2 separate regions of the Homo sapiens genome follow, and region 1 is linked to region 2. The links are chromatin contacts, found by Hi-C or POLR2A ChIA-PET in ENCODE. All regions are on one chromosome and are shown on one strand. The core of a region is the stretch at or near the end of the contact, and the rest is flanking DNA. Distances in the headings are between cores, read along the strand shown. Region 1 overlaps TNS1 (tensin 1). Region 2 overlaps TNS1 (tensin 1).

Region 1 (6,263 bases), core at 27-2,526, 33 kb before region 2:
GCAACAAGGGCTCTGTGCCCTCTTGTTTTCTGGGCCCTTAGAAATCAGGGAGGCTGCTGCCAAGAAGCAGCTCTGGCAGGCAGTGGGAGCTGCCAGAGGTGGGGAGAAGGCCAAGGAACAAAGGGCAGGAGTTGGCCTGCCTCCGGGAGGGCTGGAATGTGTGCTGTGGTCTGGCTTACCTGGAACCCAGGTGAACGTGTCACCTGAGATGCCCCCTCCCCTGAGAGGTTTCCCGCCCACTCCACAGCTCGAGAGCTAGGGGCGGGCAGTGGGAAGTCTCCGTTCCAGGGCTGGAGAGCGCCCAGCGCAGGCTCTCCTTCCTCTTCCAGAGCAGTCTGGGGCCTTTCGGGAGACTTCTGCCTGGCCAGGCAGCCAGTGTTGGGAGCCAGAGCTCCTGGGTTCCTGGGCCAGTCTGGCCCTGGCTCTGAGCTCTGGAGTCACAGGTTGAAGGCAGTGGCCAAAGGACTGATGGGAACCAAGAATTGGTGTCATCACAGTTTGGTTCTGAAATGGCCTGAGGTCCTTGCCAGCCCTACCCAGCTTGTTCTCGCCGGCACTCCCAAGCCGGCCACATTGGCCTTGCCAGAGGAAGCCTGTGGCCTTGGCCTTGGGTTGAAGAGCAGCCAAGCACCCTGGGCTGCATATGGGGGTCACACAGGGTGTGTATGGGGTGCAGCTATCTGGGGCCTTCCCTGTGGGCTGGATTCTGATATGGACCCTCCGCTGCCTGCTGTCTCCCTAGAAACATGAGTGTGAGCCGGACCATGGAGGACAGCTGTGAGCTGGACCTGGTGTACGTCACAGAGAGGATCATCGCTGTCTCCTTCCCCAGCACAGCCAATGAGGAGAACTTCCGGAGCAACCTCCGTGAGGTGGCGCAGATGCTCAAGTCCAAACATGGAGGCAACTACCTGGTGAGGATGGATCCTCGTGCCCACTGTCCTGTGCCCTCTATGCTTCCATCTGCTCACCACCTCTACATGACTGGTATCCCTGCCACCAGCCCCTGTGCCAGCATGCCCTCTTCTCTTTGTTTATCTGCCTTTCCCCTCAGGCAGCTCTCGTGCCTGAGTCTTCAATCACTCTCCAGCCCAGCTCTCCTCTAAGGAGTGTGCTGCAGCTGGAATGTAGCATCTGGAACTCTGTGTGTGCATGTGTGTGCTGGCCAGGAGAAGAGAGTACCAATAAGAGTTCAGGTTATTGAGCGCTTGCTACTAGCCAGGCCCTGTTCCAACTGCTTTCCACGCACTTAACCTTTGCAGCAGCCCTAGCAAGCAGGCACTTGCCAGAGCACAGAGAGGTGGGGTTATTTGCCTAAGGTTGCAGGGTCAGGAAGTGGCAGAGCTGGCACAGGGTCGGTGCCTCTGAGAAGTCTGAGGGCAGAGTCTTGGCAACATGTGTCTTAAGGGACCCTGGGTTGCTGGCACCTGGCTCGGCCTGGCCCAGAGGAGTCACCTTGGCACACGGGAGAGAGGTGCTGGCGGTGGTCTCCACTAACGCAGAAAGGCTGATCCGTCCTTGGCCCCAGAGGAGGGCTCAGGTCCATTTTAGAGGGAGGTGCCTGTGGACTGGACCCACAGATCTGATCTGTACAACCTCAGGTGGCTGTCCCCAGGGTGTTTGAGGTGGGATGTAGGAGGCTGCATTAGTTTCCCAGGGCCACTGTAGCAAATGAGGTGGCCCTTTCTATCCATGGGTTTCACCTCTTTGGACTCAATCCATCATGAGTTGAAAATATTCAGAAAAAACCCAACAGTAAATAACAATAAAAAACAATACAAATAAAAACAATACAGCAGAACAACTATTTGCAGAGCGTTTATATTGTATTAGGTATTACAAGTAACCTAGAGATGATTTAAAGTCTACGGAAGTATATGCATAAGTTATATGCAAATAGTACATTTTTTATATGCAAGTTATATGTAAATAGTACATATTTTATGTAAGAGACCTGAGCACCCATGGATTTTGGTATCCACTATCCATGGCGGGGTGGAGGGGTCCTAGATCCAAATCCTCCATAGACACCAAGTGATGACTCTACCTCAAATCTGGTGGCTCAAAATAACAGAAATTTATTCTCTCACAGTTCTGAAGGCTGGAAATCTGAAATCAAGGTGTTGACGGGGCCATGCTCCCTCTGAATCCTATGGCAGAGAATCCCTTCTTGCCTTTTCCTAGCTTGCGGTGGGATTCCTTGGTTTGTAGCGCATCACTCCAATCTCTACCTCCATCTCCACGTGGCCTTCTTCAGTGTCTCTCTGTGTGTCTTCTCTTCCTACAAGGACATCAATTATTGGACTTAGGGTCCACCCTAGATCCAGGTTGATGTCATATTGAGATCCTTAACTACTTACACTGGCAAAGGCACTATTTCCAAATAAGGTTGTATTCTGAAGTTCTGGGTGGACATGACGTTTTGAGGATACTATTCAACCACTATAGAGACCCACCTGTTAGCTGCATTGGGGCATTGTTAAGAGCTTGGCTTTAAACCTCAGAAAGTCCTGGGTTCAAATTCTGGCTCTGCCTTTACTAACTACATGATCTTAGCTGTTTAGCCTCACTAAGCCCTAGCTTCTGTGTCCGTAAAGTGGGTCTGAGGTCTACCTCTTATTGTTGTTGAGAGAATTAAGCCAGCTGTTAGATGTAAAGTCCTTAAGACAGGCTGACAGGTGGCAGACATTCATTGAGTGATGGCTATTGTACCATAATAAAGTGTATTCCTTTACAGAGTGCAAGAGTGGATGCAAATCCACCTATTTCTGATTTTAGGAGTCCAGGGTTCTATGGGACTTGGTGCCCTGCCACCCCTCTCTCTATCCTGCCTATTCCAGACTGGGCTGTCCCCTTTTCTCCCCAGGAGATGACACAGTGCCTTTGAGTTTCCTAGGCAGTGGGGTGGAGGTGGGAAGTTCTGCATGCCCCCCTCGGAGGTAGAGGCAGGAATTCCAGAGACTGGAGAATTCCTTAGGATTCCAGTGGTCAGGAATGGGACCCCAGTGGTCAGGCGTTGAAAGGCATGTGCTGGGAGAGGTATGTCAAGGGTCTGATTGGGCCCACCCAGGATGGTTTGCCCCTCTGATGGAGGAAGTCTGGTGACAGAGAGGTTGCAACCTCATGGGATGAGGTTCTAGGGTCAAGGTATGAAGTGGAAACCAGAGATTGCCAACTACTTATCATCTCACACAGCTGGATTCCCGTTCGGTGTGGTGAGAGGCAAGCGGAACTGGAGACAAGTTCCATCCCCTTCTCGTCTTCCATTCGGGACATCCGCTCACGGAACAGGGTGGCTGAGTGTCTACATCTCTCTCTCTCTCCCTTTTCATCCTGAGGACCTACAGTTGAGTTCCTCTTCGTGACGGTGTGTCTGCTGGGACTCACCTGCATGTTCACGTATGGATAGAATTCCTATCGGGGAGAGAGAGCGAGAGCAGGCACAGGAGGTCCAGGGAGCTCATGGCTGTTCCGTGGCCAGGCCCCTGGCCGTGAGAGGACATTGACGCTCTGCTGGATGCTGTCGTGGGCTCTTCAGAGGAAGTTGGCAATGATGCCACGGTCCTTTCTGGGACCAGCAGGCCATGGTTCTCTCTCTCCTCGCCGCCCTCCTCACCCTCACCTCCTCATGCTCTCTTCCTTTTGCTCCTTCTAGCTGTTCAACCTCTCTGAGCGGAGACCTGACATCACGAAGCTCCATGCCAAGGTGAGCCAGGGGCTGTTTTGGGGTAGGGGAGGAGAAGGAGAACAGATGGACTCCCTCTCTGGAGTTCCCACATAATAATCTTGGGGAAAATGCTGTGACAGTTTGTCAGAGTGCCGACTTATATCTGGAAAATGGAAAATGATCTACTTATCATTTCCACAATGCCAATTACAGAAAGCAAAGCTTGGGGCAGTGACTTTCCACCCAGGTCTGCCTGCTGGGGAGTACACAGAATCACTTGGGTGAGGCTGGAGTTGTGAGATGTTTAGTTTTTGGATTTAAAGCAGTTGGGAGCCGCTGCTTTCGACCTTCCAGCTGCCGGTTTTTTTGTTTGTTTGTTTGTTTTTTTGAGATGCAGTCCCCCTCTGTCGCCCAGGCTGGAGTGCAGTGGCGTGATCTCAGCTCACTACAACCTCCACTTCCTGGGTTCAAGTGATTCTCCTGCCTCAGCCTTCCGAGTAGCTGGGACTACAGGCACGTGCTACCATGCCTGGCTAATTTTTGTATTTTTAGTAGAGATGGGGTTTCGCCGTGTTGGCCAGCCTGGTTTCAAACTCCTGGCCTCAAGTGATCTGCCCACCTTGGCCTCCCAAAGTGCTGGGATTACAGGCATGGGCCAGCGCGTCTGGACCTGTTGCTGCTTTTTATTCTGTTTGCTCGGGGGCTGTGTGTGGGCTTTGCCATGGGCATCTGCTCCTAGCTCTGAGAGTTTGGTACATGCTGTTGTGTGATCCTGGGTGGGTGATGGACTTCTCTGGGCCTCAGTGTGCCCCTCTGAAAGTGGCCTGGCTGGATTAGGTGTGCTCTATGGGTCCTTGCAGAGTTCTCTTTTACTTTAAAGTTGGTGAGTCTAGAAAGATTTTGAGAGGCCCGAAGCCTGCTGTTCAGGTCTGCCCTTTGTGTCCTTAAGGCTGCTCTTGGCTGGCCTGGAAAGTGGATGGTTTGTGTGACCAGGGCCTAGAAAAGAGTCATGAACATCAGGCAGCCTTTTGCTTTTTCCTCTCGCAGCCTGAGCCAGGCCTCAGGGCTGTCCGTAGGAGAAGAGCTTGAGGACAGTGCTTGGGGCCCCTCAGCATGTTGGAGGTCAGTCCTATGGTAGGGACCTTGGGGTCATCAGCTCCAAGCCTTTCTTTTTGTTTGTTTTTTTAACACACATATGGGGAAATTGAGGCTGGAAGAGGACCTGAGGCCTAAGGCCCCACAGTGAGTCAGTGCCAGGGCCAAGACCCGGGACCAGGGTCCCCAGTACTGGGTCATGCATGGCCTTTGCCCTTCACTCCCCTGCCTCCTCGCTGGCCAGTGGGCAGGGAGGAACCAAGTCCTGGCAGGAACCAGCAGCTGCGGGCCACTGCCCAGGTACTGGCACGTGGCGTAGGTGGCTCCCGCTGGCTTGTTTGGCTCTGCAGGGCTTCTGCCCTCTTCTCACTCATGGCTTGGGCCACAGGTACTGGAATTTGGCTGGCCCGACCTCCACACCCCAGCCCTGGAGAAGATCTGCAGCATCTGTAAGGCCATGGACACATGGCTCAATGCAGACCCTCACAATGTCGTTGTTCTACACAACAAGGTCAGAGCTGTGTGTGTGTGTGTGTGTGTGTGTGTGTGCGCGCGCGCACATGCGCACATGTGTGTGTGCCTGAATGTGTCCTTGGATGATTGTGTGTACCTGCCTATATCTTTGGATTTTGCGAGCATATAAGTCTGTGTGTATTTTTCTTTCTAGGGGATAATAGGTTCTGTCTTGGGCGGCACTTCTAAGAAGTGTAGGGGACATCAGCTTATGTCCACGGCAGTGGATGATCAGCTGTGTTTTTTCTGAGACTTAGTCCCCACCTGCCTCCCTCCCCTGAGGCCCCCTTCCTCCTTATGTTCTCCCTTAAATCCACACCCCTCTCTCCAGCCCTGACTCTTTTCCACCAAGGCTTCTAGATAAGCTCTGGGGCAGCAAGGCTGGCCTTAGAAATAAATGATTTTGTGTTTGGGGCTCTTTCAGGGAAACCGAGGCAGGATAGGAGTTGTCATCGCGGCTTACATGCACTACAGCAACATTTCTGCCAGGTAAGAGGGGCCTGGAGCCTCCCATCCTCTGAACATCGACAGTGTGACCCCCCTCCTCTCATCCACCCACAGCCTCTCTGCTCCCTGGAGTGAGGGGATACGCACAGAGGGAATGAGAAGCGATGAGGACGGGGGAAGGGGCCCCTGGCTCTGAGGCAGGAGCCTGTGGACAGAGGGCGGGAGGGAGGAGAGTCCACTTCTCTATCAGGGGTTCTGGTGGGGCAGCCTTGGGAGGCAGGCCCTGTCCTGAGCAACCCATGCGGCCAGCTCCTCGGAGCCACTTTTCCTTGCCAAACTGCCTTCTTTTTCCCTGGGCCAGCAGGAAGGGAGTCAGAAAGAAATGTCGGATCAGATCTGGGTCTGGCAAAACAGTCTAGAAGTTGTCTCATCTATTCCTCTGCCTCTGGACAACAGGGCCCTCTTCCTACCTAGGTGTTTGGAACAAGAATAAAGAACATCCAGTCACTGACTCCCTTTCCAATCCCACTCTGCAGAGAGG
Region 2 (5,828 bases), core at 2,224-4,723:
TCAGCCTCTTTATAGAATGATACATTGTAAAGATCTTTCTGTAATGGCAGGTAAAGAGTCTTCTCATTTTGTTCAGCTGCATACTATTCCACTGTATGTGTGCACTATGTTTTAATAACTAGGTTTTTAAAAACTGCCTTTAAATCATAGAAACATTTAAGCTGTTTCCAATCTTTTGCTGTTTCCAAAAAAATGCTGCAGTGAATGGCGTTGCACATATACCATTTTCATTTGGGTAAGTCTATCTATAGGACAAATTTCTGGAAGTGGAATTGCTGGGTAGAAGAATATATGAAGAGATAATTTTTATAGACAGGGCCAGATTGGCCTTCATAAGGACTGTATTAATTGATGCTCCCAGACAGTGATTTGGCTAGGGATGAGGAGGAGAATCTATCCGCCCACCTCCTTTAATATGCACCCCCCAATATGTGAGATACTGTTAGGTACCCATAATTTCTTGTACTCCTCATGACTCTCCTGTGACCTGAGTTCTCTTGTTCCTATTTCACAGATGAAGAAACAAGCACAGAGAGGTTAAGTAACTTACTGATGCTTACACAGCCAGGTAGGGGTAGAGCTTGGATTCTGACACCCACCATTTCTCAGCATAACATTTCTCACCATTTCTGACAAGGGTAGGAGTCCTGAGGAGCCCTGCCCTGCTGCCCCATGCAGTTGGGGTTTGAGAACCTAGGGAATAGGAACTGAGTTAAAGTGGGAAGCCTGCCTGTCCAGCTCTGCCCAATGCTGTGCCTGTGTCCTGGAGACCCTTGCAGGCCAGTGATGGGGGAGGGGAGAGGCCAGCCCAAGGGATCTGGAGCCACAGTGGCTGAACTGGCCAGCCCCAGCCTTCTCCCTGTCCCCTCCCTCTGCCAGCCCCAGTGGAGAGGCCTGAGAGGCTGCGGACTAGCTAATTCTGCTCTGGTTGAGGAGCTGCCTGCCGCTGTCTGCCGGGTCAGCTTGCTCCAGGGATTAAGTTTCAGCATTTCACTGATGAAAATAAATCAGCCTCTTGATTGCCCTGCATGGCCCTGGGAACCTCTGCAGCCTGGTGTGTGTTTACAGACTTCCTGTAAGTCCCCTTTTCTGTCCTAGCCTCAGGGACTCCATGGCTGCTGCAGAAATAGCCTCAGACAAGTTTGGAGCCTGAAGCCACCCGGGCAGGTCCAAGCAGGAGAGGAGATACAGGCCTGCCAAGTCCAGGGGCTCTGGGATCCAAACAGTGCCTGGTAGAGCATCTTCTCTGAGTTGTATCCTTGAGGATCCAGATCCAAACAGGACTTTAGGGATCACCTATACTTGCCCTCTGCCATTGCACAGTGGAGTAAACTGAGGCCTGTCCAAAATCACCCCTTAGAATTCTGGCTCTTTGGCTCCTAGTCTGCTGCTGCAGCCAGGCAGCATTTTCTTTAGGTCTGTTTGTTACACCGTGGCTGGTTAGAGATCTAGGGGCAGAGTTGGAGAGGTGAGTTTTAGCTGCTGCTGGAAGGATGGAGGTCTGACATTCAGGAGAACCCTCTTGCCTTTGGGGGATCTGAGTAACAGGAACAGGTGCCAGGACTAGATTTTCTAGATTTTCTGAAAGTTGAGGAGAAGAACCTTTCCACTCCACGCATCTGTCTAGGTAGGATGAGTGACCATGGCTTGTGGACATGGGAAAACAAGGCAACTTCTAGAGGGTTCTGACAAGGTCCTAGCTCATTCTTGTGCAAAGGGGACTCAGGAGTCTCACCCCAAAGTCCCTTTTCTCCTGCCCCTCTTTCTTTGCTCAAGCATTATTTACACTCACAAGACTATCCCTCAGGGACCTGGGGTGTCCTGCCTCAGACACTCCTGGCTCCAGAATACTGGACCTCAGTTGTTCAATCCCTGGGCCATTTATCTCCCTGTGCCCTGGGAAGCAGCAACAGAGCTGTTGATGGATGTGGGGAGCTTCAGACTGCCCAATCTTTACATCTTTACAGCCAGTCGATGCCCTGGCTGCTTATCTGGGACTTATGCCTTTGATTGCTTAAAAAAATTGTTAGCAGCAAAGTGTTCTTTGATGTGTGTTCTTCTCCTTCTCCAGGGGCAGTGAGATCAGATTTTGATATGAAAGCTCAAAGCTTCTCAGCTCTCTCCTTCTTCCCTGCCTTCCTCTCTCTGTCTGCACATTGCTTGAGAACCTTCGAGAAGCAGATGGGCGCTCCTCATGTGATGCAAAGGCAGAAAGGCCCAAGGGTGGTGCCCTGGCTTCTGTCTGCCATGCAGGCCTGTGCTTCATGGTTTGGTGGCCTCTGCATAAGTGAGTCACTTTCAGCCTAGCCCTAGATGGGCTTATTTGGGGAAGGAAGCAGATACCCACCCAGATCCTCCACCCACCTCTGCACCTACTCATGCATGTAACCACATGGACTCCTGTACTCATAGCCACCTCTCATGCATGGAGCCACAGGGACCCCTTGACTCATAGTCACCTCTCACACATGGAACCACATGGACCCCTCTGCTCACAACCACCTCTCATGCATGGAACCACATGGATCCCTCTAGTCATAGCCACCTCTCATGCATGGAAGCACATGGACCCCTGTAGTCATAGCCACCTCTCATGCATGGAACCACATGGGCTCCTCTGCACACACCCACCTCTCTGCATGGAACCACATGGATCTCTGCCCCACTGCGTACCCCAACTCTGCCCCACTGCGTACAGTATTGGGAGCTGTAATTATAAAACTGCCCAGCCAGTTTGATAACCCAACTTATATGTGGATGCTGAGAGAATGGGCCTGTTTGGGATCAGGAATAGTGATTGACCTCACTTGCAGAGATGGTTTCATTCGTGTGAATTATAAACCAGCCCTGAGGCAGTGTTCTACTTGTTTCCAGAAATGCTTTGAGCTCTGGTAGCATTGTGAGGATAAATGCATAAAATTCCCAGGGAACCAGTTTGATGGGGACAGTGCTCACTTGCCTGCTGGAGTTTGTTATAAACCAGCATTGTGACTTTATTGTCACTCTCCACTCCTTTTTTCTTGTTGGATCTTCTAAGATCTAAACCTTTGCCTCCTCCATCTCCTTTCTTGTTTCTCCTTCCTTTCTGGGAAGCAGAAAGAGCATGAATGTCAGAGTCAGACTGGCAATGTAATCCTGAGCAAGCTCCAACCCCTGAGCCTTAGTTTCTTTATCAGGAAGATGGCATAACAATATCCACTTTGAAAGGCAGTTGTGGAACCAAGCAAGGGAACTTCCATTAACGTGCAGGCACATACTCAATAACATGCCTGCCTCATTCCATTCTACCCTCTCCTTCGCCCTTGCTCCCAAAGCCCCATATACCCTCTCCCCATTCAGTGAGGACTGCCACTGACATGGTGTCCACGTCCTGGGAGCAGTAAGGGTGGGGAGAAGCAGAAGCGCGGTGAGTGGATATGTCCCGACCCTCATCCAACACAAACATCTGCCTGGGAGTTGACAATTCCCTTCCTGAGTAATCCTCTGGCACTAGGGCTCCTGTCCTGTTCTTAGGGAACATGCTCCTGGGCCTGGCCCTGCCCACTGCCTTCCTGGGATGGGAAGTGTGAAGACCCTGGAAGGCTGAGGCCCTGCCAGGGGTGCCTGAAGCTTGTCCTGCTCCGATGGCCCTGTCTTCCCTGTCCACTGGGCTGGGAGGCAGGGAGGAGGTCCTGGGGAGGTCTAAGGACATGTTTTCATCACATATGCAGCTGCTGTGCCCACCCCAGGCAGCGGGCCCTTCCTCCCTCTATCCCCAGACGTTTGAACCTTGACACCATGCCTATCTTGGGAGACCCCTTCCTTCTCCTGTCCTGACTGCTCCCTCCAGCCATGTCTTTCTCTTCCTTGATGGCTGTCCATAGAACCAGAAGTTTTAGAGTTCAAAGCTTATCTCCTCCCACTCATTTTACCACGTTGGAAACTGAGTCCCAGGAAAAGGAAATCACTTGCCCAAGTTTAAGCAGTGAAGTAGTGGCCCAGATGGGGTTGAAACCCAAGACTCTTGAGTCTTAGTTCGGAGATCGGTCTATTACACCCCAGGCTCCTTCATCCCTCAGTCTAGCTCAGGGCCTCTCACCTGTGGTACTATTGGCATTTGGGACCAATACAATTGCTTGGGACCACCACAACAATTGCTTGTTGTGGGGGTCTGTCCTGTGTATTGTAGGATGTTTAGCAGCATCTTTGGCCTGTACCCACTAGACACCAGTAGTATTTCCTCCAGGTGTGATAACCCCAAATATCTGCAGTATTGTCACACATTCCCTGGGGGGCCCTGGCTACCTGGGGGTGCTCCTCTTTCCTCTAACCTCTCATCTTTGTGATCTCACCTGTCCCACCTGCAGGGTGTGAAGTAGTCTTTCACTGGAGACACTCTGTTCTGTTTCCTCCTTCTGTTCTGGGACCCGGCTGCTTGGAAACCAAAGCACTCAGCCATTCTGTTCTTTACGAGGAAGAACAAAGAGCCAGGCCAGGAATGTTGCTTTATACCTACGAATGAAAAGAAAGAACTTGACAGGAAGGGACTAAGCCTTGGAGGGGGTGACCAGGGAGGCTGGGCCCCCTTCCTCCCTGGAGAGACCCCTCAGTGTGGGTGAGGGGCCCTGGCCACCTGGCTCCAGCTGTAGGTCTGCTGGCTGGAAGGATGGTCTGGAGGGAATGGGGGCATTTGCTTGACCTACAGTTGGGAAGTGTGTCTTCATTGTAGAATTGTCCACCAATATCCTACTTTCCTCGCACAGCTAGACCTGCAGACATTTGTGGTTCTTCTGTAATGAGAGTTCACAGTCTCTGAGCACCCATCTCATGGCATCTGACTGAGATCTGGCAGTGGGGAGGACTCCCTCTGAGAGCCAGGGGCCCTGGTGGCAATCTCACTCCAGCACTGACCATGTGTGACAGTGGGAAACTCTTCCCTTCGCTGACTTGGACAGATGAAATCGGGTGGGTGGGTTGGGCCCAATGAACTCACAACATCCTCTGGCTTGACCATGCGGGGATTCTAGGAAATTGCCTGGGCTGACTGCCCACAGTGCGGTGCCATGTGGCAAATCTGGGGTCTTGAAGAATCCTTGGCACCTGAGAAGTTTCCAGAAGGTATCCAGACCCACCCTCCTACCTCTAGAACTTGTGTTTTATGAAACTGCCCTGCTCAGGGCCACCTCAGGGGGTACAGGGGATACTGGGCTGCCTCTGAAGACAGAGTAATACCATCATCTTTCAAGCTTAGTTTAACCCACCCACTATTGGGAAAGACTTTTCTCCTGCTATTTCCTGTAGTTTGTTTTAAGAAAAAAAATTGTCTTTTTTTTTCCCCCAAATAGAAACATGGTAAGACGAAGTGTATTCTTTTTTGAACCAGATTTGCCATGCCCTGCCCTCTGCCCAAGCCCCCAGGAAGTCCTTTCCTATTTATGCATGCAGCTGAGGTTGTGCCCGTCCTTCTCTCCTTGTGGTCCTTGAGGCTGAATTCATCTCTGCAGGTGGAAGTGGCAATGCATTTTCAGGCACACCATTGGCAGTAATCAGTGTTGGGATAGGCTCAGTATTTGTTAATGGAATGGCATCACATCCTTGTAGTCTGCACCATTTTGGAAGCCTCTTCTCTATGCTGGCCATTCCAGGCCATGATTTTTGAGCAGAGATCGGGTGGGCCAAATTGTATGTCCTGAAGCTTAAGCACTGGGTGTGATACATATGGGCTGGTGAGATAGGGTCACAGAGGTACTGCTCAGGGGGCACAGGGCTAGGGAAGGGAGACGGGGAAGCCCACGCTGCACTACTCGTGTTCTGTCCTTTGGAGCACTTCTGTGTTCTGTACACTGTGC

Evidence for each region. A loop is a pair of places that touch in the nucleus more often than their neighbours do. ChIA-PET counts read pairs that join two places held with the same protein, here RNA polymerase II (POLR2A). Pooled maps may share reads with other maps.
Region 1: a loop to region 2 is called in a map of aorta, with 2.1 times the contacts of the local background. The contact joins two enhancer-like sites. A Hi-C loop is called at or near these places in 8 of 168 maps with a recorded cell type or tissue (aorta, ascending aorta, endothelial cell of umbilical vein and 5 more), 1 of 37 single-sample maps with no recorded cell type and 3 of 50 pooled maps. POLR2A ChIA-PET finds 5 or more read pairs at or near these places in 1 of 52 experiments (activated CD4-positive, alpha-beta T cell).

What each region holds. Positions count from the first base shown.
Region 1 is chr2:217,892,449-217,898,711 of GRCh38, reverse strand. It overlaps TNS1 (tensin 1), which reads left to right. Exons shown (of 33, transcript NM_001387777.1): 8 at 743-914; 9 at 3,656-3,706; 10 at 5,151-5,273; 11 at 5,700-5,764. Among named protein-coding and RNA genes, the nearest start is that of MIR6809, 5.0 kb to the left of the region's middle. Within about 2 kb of position 1,276, at least 8 of the 41 ENCODE cell types and tissues checked have a DNase peak (open chromatin) inside an H3K27ac peak, as active enhancers do.
Region 2 is chr2:217,861,761-217,867,588 of GRCh38, reverse strand. All of the region lies in intron 18 of TNS1 (tensin 1), which reads left to right. Among named protein-coding and RNA genes, the nearest start is that of SNORA115, 31 kb to the right of the region's middle. RefSeq lists an enhancer at 2,197-2,256. Within about 2 kb of position 3,473, at least 5 of the 41 ENCODE cell types and tissues checked have a DNase peak (open chromatin) inside an H3K27ac peak, as active enhancers do.